2 separate regions of the Homo sapiens genome follow, and region 1 is linked to region 2. Evidence: read pairs that join two places in POLR2A ChIA-PET (ENCODE). Cell type or tissue: GM12878. All regions are shown on one strand. Each heading gives the region's core, and the rest is flanking DNA. Links, peaks and the distances in the headings are about the cores only. Region 1 has its middle 38 kb from the start of FURIN. Region 2 overlaps CRTC3-AS1 (CRTC3 antisense RNA 1).

Region 1 (4,385 bases), core at 182-4,181, 160 kb after region 2:
TGCGGCGGCTCGCGCCTATAATCCCAGCACTTGGGGAGGCCGAGGCCGGCGGATCACTAGAGATCAGGAGTTAGAGACCAGCCTGGCCAACATGGTGAAACCTTATCTCTACTAAAAATACAAAATTAGCCGAGCGTGGTGGTACATGCCTGTAGTCCCAGCTACTCGAGAGGCTGAGGCACGCGAATTGCTTGAACCCAGGAAGTGGAGGTTGCAGCAAACCGAGATCATGCCACTGCACTCCAGCCTGGGGGACAGAGTGAACTCTGTCTCAAAAAAAAATATTAAAATTTAGCCTGGTGCAGTGGCTTATGCCTATAATCTCAGCACTTTGGGAGGCCGAGGTGGGCAGATCACGAGGTCAGGGGATCGAGAACATTCTTGCTAACATGGTGAAACCCTTTCTCTACTAAAAATAGAAAAAATTAGCAGGGTGTTGTGGCACATGCCTGTAGTCCCAGCTACTTGGGAAACTGAGGCAGGAGAATCACTTGAACCCAGAAGGTGGAGGTTGCAGTGAGCTGAGATTGCGCCACTGCACTCCAGCCTGGGCGACAGAGCAAGACTCCGTCTTAAAAAAAAAAAAATTAAAATTAAATTTTTAAGACCTTCCTGCTCCCTGAAGTGGGCCACCCTGATCCCAGCCCCCAGGTCTGGAGTCACCATTTCCAGTTCTTCAAACCTGCCTGTTGCCGACATGCTGGGTGACCTTGGGCAAGTCACTTCGCCTCTCTGTGCCTCGAGGCCTCACCAATAGAATGACCCTCACTGGAAGCTGATAATCAAGTCCGCCCACCCACTTGGACATTCCAGGACTGTTCAATTTCAGTGCCATATAGACTTACATAAGCAGGGCTGCATTTCTTTAATTTGAGTAAAATGCAAATGCTCCTGGTGGATGAGTCTGCACTTCTCAACCCCAAGCCTGCTCAGGTGCATCACTTGGGCGGGAGGGAGAGGTCCCACCCAGACCCACGGACCTCTGCTCTTGGGGTGGACAGGCCCTGGAGATTGGCATTTTGCAGAGCCTCCTGAGGAGGGGAGTTCAGACTTTAGAAGGCAGAATGAGGGGCGAACTCCCCAACCCCAATACCTGACCACATGCACAACAATGACAAATTTTTGGGAAAAGAGTGAGCCAACAGGCCAAGGTGGGTGGATCACCTGAGGTCAGGAATCCAAGACCATCCTGGCAAACATGGTGAAACCCCATCTCTACTAAAAATACAAAAATGAGCTGGCTGTGATGGTACGCTTGTGGTCCCAGCTACTCAGGAGGCTGAGGCAGGAGAATTGCTTGCACCCAGGAGGCGGAGGTTGCAGTGAGCCGAGATCTTGCCACTGCACTCCAGTCTGGGTGACAGAGTGAGAAGGGACCTCCAAGGCTATCGTGTTCAGCTGCTGGGGTGAGGAGTAGGGCAGAAGGCTGGGCACAGGATGTTTAGGGGATGACAGGACAGAGAAGACCTGTGGCCCCCAGCAGGGTGGCCTCAGCCGGGGGGACTTTCCCACCCACCTCTGCGCACTCAGGCTACCCAACTGAAAACAATGCAGCCTCAAAACTGCCCTTCTTCGGGGAAGACAGGAAGGTTCCCGTAGCAGAACAAGTAAAACGTCAGGAGTTAGCTAACCGAGCAAGATGAAAAAAACTTGCAACGCCTCCCTACACGCAAGTGCCAGGAAAGGGAAGGAAATCACACAGGGGCACAGCTGAAAGCCAGCAGAGCCAAGGACCTGAGTGGCTTTCTTGGAACTGATAGCTTCGCGCTAGACAAAAGTGAATGAGAATATGAACCAGGTATAAAAAGCACGAGCCGGGTGCAGTGGTGCGCGCCTGTCAGGCCCACCTGCTAGGGGGGCCAAGTGGGAGGATCACTTGAGCCCAGGGGTTTGAGACCAGCCTGGGCAACCTTGTGAAGCCCCATTTCTTAAAAAAAAAAAAAAAAGTTGAATGAAAAGAGCACAAAGAAGAGATGACAGGCCAGGCACGGTGGCTCACGCCTGTAATCCCAACACTTTGGGAGGCCAAGGCGGACAGATCACCTGAGGCCAGGAGTTTGAGACCATCCTGGCCAACATGGTGAAACCCTGTTTCTACTAAAAATACAAAAATTAGGCGGGTGTGGTGGCGGGCGCCTGTAATCCCAGCTACTCAGGAGGCTGAGGCAGGAGAATGGTGTGAACCCAGGAGGCAGAGGTTGCAGTGAGCCAAGATTGCACCACTGCACTCCAGCCTTGGTGACAGAGCGAGACTCTGTCTCAAAGAAAAGAAAAAAAGGAGAGATGACAAAAAAAATATATATATCAGGAAATGCAAAGAAACTGCAGAGGGGAGGAAACGCATTAACCAAAACAGGACCATGACACATCTAAAAACAGAGTTACAACATAGTACATGCATCTGAAAAGCAAGGGAATAGTGTGGGAGAGAAACTTGAAATAATTGCAGTGAATTTAGAGAAAAAGACAAATTAAAACAATTAGAGAGAAAATGACCATTATGGGTCCCAGACCTTCCAACATCAGGGTGACTGCACTCCCTGAAGTAGATTATCCAACAACTGAAACAAAAAGCTATTTAGAGAAAGTCTTCCTGAAACGAAGAACCAACTCTACAGACTGCGAGGGCATGACTACTCCAGGGAAGCAAATTCACAATGACCAACATAGGAACATACTGGCTGAGTTAGTGAACTTTTTTTTTTTTTTTTTTCAAGACAGAGTTTCGCTCTTGTTGCCAGGCTGGAGTGCAATGGCAAGATCTCAGCTCACCACCACCTCTGCCTCCCCGATTCAAGCGATTCTCCTGCCTCAGCCTCCCGAGTAGCTGGGATTACAAGCATGTGCCACCATGCCCAGCTATTTTTGTATTTTTAGCAGAGACAGGGTTTCTCCATGTTGGTCAGGCAGGTTTCGAACTCCCGACCTCAGGTGATCAGCCCGCCTCGGCCTCCCAAAGTGCTAGGATTACAGGCATGTGCCACTGCGCCCGGCCAAGTTACTGAACTTTAAGGATAAAGAAAAAACTCTTCAGGCACCTGGACAAAATGTCATTAAAGAATGGAATGGAAGGCCGGGTGTGGTGGCTTAAGCCTGTAATCCCAGCACTTTGGGAGGTTGAGGCGGGCAGATCACCTGAGGTCAGGAGTTCAAGACCAGCCTGACCAACATGGAGAAACCCCCTCTCTACTAAAAATGCAAAATTAGCCGGGCGTGGTGGCGCATGCCTGTAATCCTAGCTACTGAGGAGGCTGAGGCAGGAGAATCGCTTGAACCCCAGAGGCAGGGGTTGCCGTGAGCGGAGATCGCGCCATTGCACTCCAGCCTGGGCAAGAAGAGCAAAACTCCATCTCAAAAATAAATAAATACATTAAAAATAAAAATACAAAAATTATCCAGGCGTGGTGGTGCATGCCTGTAATTCCAGCTACTTGGGAGGCTGAGGCAGGAGAATCACTTGAACCCGGGAGGCAGAGGTTGCAGTGAACCAAGATCACACCACTGCACTCCAGGCTGGGCAACAAGAGCAAAACTCTGCTTCAAAAAAAAAAAAAAAAAAAAAGAATGGAATGGAATCTATTTCAATTTCATTATAAGGCTAAATGCTGATAGCCAGGCATGGTGGCTCATGCCTGTAATCCCAACATTTTGAGAGGCCAGGATGGGTGGATCACTTGAGCTCAGGAGTTTGAGACCAGCCTGGACAACATGGCGAAACTCTGTGTACAAAAATACAAAAATTAGCCAGGCATGATGGCCAGTGCCTGTAATCCCAGCTACTGGGGTGGTTGAGTAGGGAGAATCACTTGAATCCGGGAGGCAGAGGTTAGAGTAAGCTGAGATCACACCATTGCACTCCAGCCTGAGCGACAGAGCAAGACCCCATCTCAAAAAAAAAAAAAAAAAAAAGGCGGCCAGACATGGTGGCTCACGCCTATAATTCCAGCACTTTGGGAGGCTGAGGTGGGTGGATTACTGGAGGTCAGGAGTTCAAGACCAGCCTGGCCAACATGGTGAAACCCCATCTCTACTAAAAATACAAAATTAGCTGGGCGTGGTGGCGTGCGCCTGTAATCTCAGCTACTCAGGAGGCTGAAGCAAGAGAATCACTTGAACCCGGGAGGCAGAAGTTGCAGGCAGAAAGAGTGAAACTCCTTCTCAAAAAAGAAAAAAAAAAAGACTAAATACTGGGAGAATTATGGTTTTAAAGTAAAAGTGTTACAAACCTTGACAAAATCTGAGCGTGGTGGCTCACACCTGTAATCCCAGCACTTTGGGAGGCCAAGGCAGGTGGATCACCTGAGGTCAGGAGTTTGAGACCAGACTGAACCTGGGAGGCAGAGGTTGCAGTGAGCTGAGATCACGCCACTGCACTCCAGCCTGGG
Region 2 (4,385 bases), core at 289-4,288:
TCCAGACTGGGCAACAGAGTGAGACCCTGTCTAGAAAAAAAAAAAGGAGACGAGGAAGGAGAAGAAACACGTGGTTTTAGGGGGGTTTATCTGAGGGTGGCCAGGCAGCTCCTGGGAATCTGCGCTGAGGAGCAGCCAGGCCTGGGGGCAGGGATGTCCAGGGGGAGCCAAAGCAGGCCCAGCTTGCCTTCCTTTCTGTCTGCGCCTCTGTTGCTCGGTGGCATCTTTTTTCGACTGTGTCCCTGTTTCTGTCTTTCCATCTTGCCATCACTTGAATCCTGTTTGACTCTGTCTCCAACTGTCCCTGCCTCAGGACAGAAATCTCTTCTCCCTGTTTCCCCAGCTCACCTACTTTTCCCCTCTCCCCGCTGTGCAGAGCTGCTCCCTCACCTCTGCTGAAACACGTGGGTCTTTCCATGATCCAAACAAGTTTGGTGATTACACTAACTGACCCTGTCTCTGGATGTCCCCATCCAGATCCCCAGGGCAGACTGAGCAATGGGCTCAGTCTCTGGGGCACTTCCCCACGGGGCAGCTGCCCCCTCTGCCCTGTGGTTGTGTGAGCACGTGGGGTTGGAATGGGGACACAGTCCACTCTTGGGAGTGGCAGTGAGTGTGAGAGTTCTCAGCTAAAGGGCAAAACCTGGGGACACACCTCAAAAAAAAGGCTTCTATTTAGGGCAGTGAAACTACTCTGTATGATACATCCATACTCTGTATGGATGCATGTCATTGTACATTTGTCCAAACCCACAGCATGTTCAACAGCAGAGTGAACCCTAATGTACGCTGTGGACTCTGGGCAATGATGATGTGTAGGTTCATGGATTGTAAAAAATGGACTGCTCTGAGGGGATGTTAATCATCGGGGAGGCTGGCAGGGAGTACACCGGAACTCTCTGTACCTTCCTTTTTGCTGTGAACATAAACCTGGTCTAAAAAAAATTAAGTCTTAAAAAAAAATTTTAGCTGGGTGCAGTGACTCATGCCTGTAATCCTAGCACTTTGGGAGGCTGAAGGGGGTGGGTCGCTTGAGCCCAGGAGTTGAAGATCAGCCTGGGCAACAAAGTGAGACCCCCATTTCATTAAAAAATTAGCCAGGCATGGTGGCACACACTGTAGTCCCAGCTACTCGGGAGGCTTGAGTCCAGAAGGTCAAGGCTACAGTGGGCTATGATCACACCACTCACACTCCAGCCTGGGCAACAGGGAAGACCTTGTCTTAAAAAAAAAAAAAAAAAAAAAAAATCAAGGACCAAGAGCAGTGGCTCACACCTTTAATCCCAGCACTTTGGAAGGCCGAGGTGGATGGATCACCTGAGTTCAGGAGTTTGAGACCTACCTGACCAACATAGTGAAACCCCGTCTCTACTAAAAATACAGAAATTAGCCAAGCATGGCAGTGTGTGCCTGCAATCCCAGCTACTTGGGTGGCTGAGGCAGGAGAATCACTTAAACCCAGGAGGCGGATGGTTGAAGTGAACTGAGATCGCACCATTGCACTCCAGCCTGAGCAACAAGAGCGAAACTCCATCTCAAAACAAAACAAAACAAAACAAAACAAAAAATTAAATTTTTCTTAAAGGGGAAAAAGAAAATAAAACGCTTCTATGTTAAGGAAACCCCACAAAAAGAGGTGCTCCTGGAAATCCTGCAGAAAAGCCTGAATGTAACTCTCCTAATGCCTTGTGCTCCCTTCTGCAGATTTTACAAATATATAGAAATATATGTACATTCCTAAGGCTTAAAGATAAATTTCACATGTGACTGTGAAATGAGATCGTAAAAAGATGTTTCTGTTCTATATGATTCAGGGTGAAAGGCTTTCTAAATGCAGTATGTTGCATTAGTATCTTCATACAGCCTCTTCCTGACATCAAGGTTCTATGCTTATATATCATGCATTAACATTGCTGAAAATCTATGTAAAAACTTGGCCCAGGAAGAACCTAATTAAAATATGCAGTTTCCTTGATTTAATATGGCCAAGATTTTGCCAAAAAAATTCTACATGTTTTCAGAGATAGCTCTGGGAACAGAGCTTTTTCTGTCGCTCTTTCTCAAGACACCCCCTTTGAATCTCAGTGAAGGACCAGGAAGGTACCTCACCAGCCAAGAGAGACCATCTCTGAAAGACACAGTTGCTTAGATGTGGGGCCAGTGATGATTGGTAGATTTATTCTTCTAGATTCTTTTTTTTTTTTTTTTGAGACATGTTCTGGCTCTGTCTCCCAGGCTGGAGTGCAGTGGCAAGATCTTGGCTCATTGCAACCTATGCCTCCTGGGCTCAAGTGATCCTCCCACCTCAGCCTCCCAAGTAGCTGGGACTACAGGTGCATGCCACCACACCCGGCTAATTTTTTTTAAAACTTTTTTGTAGAGACGTGGTTTCACCATATTGCCCAGGCTTTCTAAATGTTGAATAAACCTCAAAAGAGAAATGGCAGCATTTGCTTCTTTGTAGAAACTAAATGTGGCAAAATTCTCCCATCCTGAATCACAAATTAATTGTTCAAATGGCTATTTCTCATCCAAGGTGTTAGACAGTTCTCTCATTTCCAGGGAGTTTCGTGAAACCATGGTTTGCCTGGCTTCTGTTTTTTGTTGTTGTTGTTGTTGTTTGTGGGTTTGCTTTCTAAGAGACGGGGTCCTGCTCTGTCGTGCAGGCTGGAGTGCAGGGCACAATCATGGCTCACTGCAGCCTTGAACTCCTGGGCTCAAGCGATCCTCCTGCCTCAGCCTCTTGAGTAGATGGGAATATAGGCACATGCCACTGTGCCTGGCTAACTTTTTAACTTTTTTGTAGAGATGGGGTGTCACTGTGTTGCCCGGGCTGGTCTTGAACTCCTGGCCTCATGAGATCCTCTGGGCTTGGCCTCCCAAAGTGCTGGGATTACAGGCATGAGCCACCAGACCTGGCCTGCGTCTAGTTTCAAATTGTGCTCTGAGAGTCCCAGGGATGGGCTGGAGCTGCCCTCCTACCCCACACAGAGCAGCTCTGATTTGATCTGTTTTACTTATTTTCCTAATGTAGTTGTTGTTTGATTAGTTATACATTAAACATCAGTTATATAGCAACAGCCCCCTAATCCAGCCCTGTAGTTGTCAAACTCTTGGGTTTTTAAAAATATTTACATTTCTAATTCTAAATAATAAAGCTTATATGTCTATTGATTTTTTCAATTTGAACCACCATCTACTGACTTCAAACTTCCTACTCTGAAAAATGGAGACTAAGCTCTCTGACCATACCCCTCAACACCTATACACAAACACACCATTTCCCCCTGCTGATCTTCCCCAGAGAGTTACATCACAATGTTCAAAGAAATCAAAAGTGTTTGTTTGTTTATTTGTTGAGACAGAGTCTTGCACTGTCGCCCAGGCTGGAGTGCAAAGGCGTGATCTCAGCTCACTGCAACCTCCACCTCCCAGGTTCAAGTGATTGTCCTGCCTCACCCTCCCGAGCAGCTGGGATTACAGGCATCCGCCACCGCACCCAGCTAATTTTTTGTATTTTTAGTAGAGACGGGGTTTCACCATCTTGGCCAGGATGGTCTCGAACTCCTGACCTCGTGATCCACCCACCTCAGCCTCCCAAAGTGCTGGGATTACAGGTGTGAGCCACCGCGGCCGGCCCTCATAAGTGTTTATATCATGATGACTGTAGAAGGTACTATTCACCCTGCCCATGATAGGAAGAATGCCTAACTCCAAGTGTGAGATCGGGCACAGATTTCCAGAAGTTAACAGATAAAGTGAGACTTGAAGAACACGCCTAGGGTAGCAAGGAGACGGGGAGCTTGGGTGGAAAGACATTTGGGGAATTGGAGGCATGAGGGAAACTGAGAGGCGCTCAATGGGAGGGGCTGGAGGGGTGGGGAGCAGGGGGAGACGCCAAGGAGTTCAGTGCAGAGCAGTGTCAGATCAGATTTGCATTGAGGAACATGCCTGTGTGGTGCCTGATGAACATGGACACAGGGGTGACTGGAGGTACAGCTGGGCCTACCCCAGCTGAGCCTCATGAGTGAGCTACCAGTGAGTTCGGGGTAGTCCTCTGGCAAGAAGTGTCACTTGTCAGAAGTCAGAGGCCACCCAGGGACCTGGTTGGATGGGGATGCCAACCATGAGAGTAAAGAACAGCTCAGGCCGGGAGCAGTGGCTTACGTCTGTAATCCATGCACTTTGGGAGGCTGAAGCGGGTGGATCACCTGAGGTCGGGAGTTCAAGACCAGCCTGACCAACATGGAGAAACCCTGTCTCTACTAAAAATACAAAATTAGCCCGGCGTGGTGGCGCATGCCTGTAATCCCAGCTACTCAGGAGGCTGAGACAGGAGAATCGCTTGAACCTGGGAGGCATAGGCTGTGGTAAGGTGAGATAGC

Evidence for each region. Peaks named below come from ENCODE experiments on the same cell type or tissue, not always from the same donor. Only the 100,000 strongest peaks of a DNase experiment are listed, where the experiment ranks them.
Region 1: POLR2A ChIA-PET joins it to region 2 with 5 read pairs; 3 of 35 experiments call an interaction of 5 or more read pairs at or near these places.

What each region holds. Positions count from the first base shown.
Region 1 is chr15:90,828,568-90,832,952 of GRCh38, forward strand. No RefSeq gene overlaps it. Among named protein-coding and RNA genes, the nearest start is that of FURIN, 38 kb to the right of the region's middle. RefSeq lists an enhancer at 1,523-1,612. In GM12878, for the core only: no CTCF peak of the experiment used is centred there; no DNase peak of the experiment used is centred there; H3K4me3 peaks cover 423 bases; H3K27ac peaks cover 320 bases.
Region 2 is chr15:90,666,710-90,671,094 of GRCh38, forward strand. The region is part of intron 2 of CRTC3-AS1 (CRTC3 antisense RNA 1); the gene reads right to left. Among named protein-coding and RNA genes, the nearest start is that of LINC01585, 8.7 kb to the left of the region's middle. In GM12878, for the core only: no CTCF peak of the experiment used is centred there; no DNase peak of the experiment used is centred there; H3K4me3 peaks cover 812 bases; H3K27ac peaks cover 2,403 bases.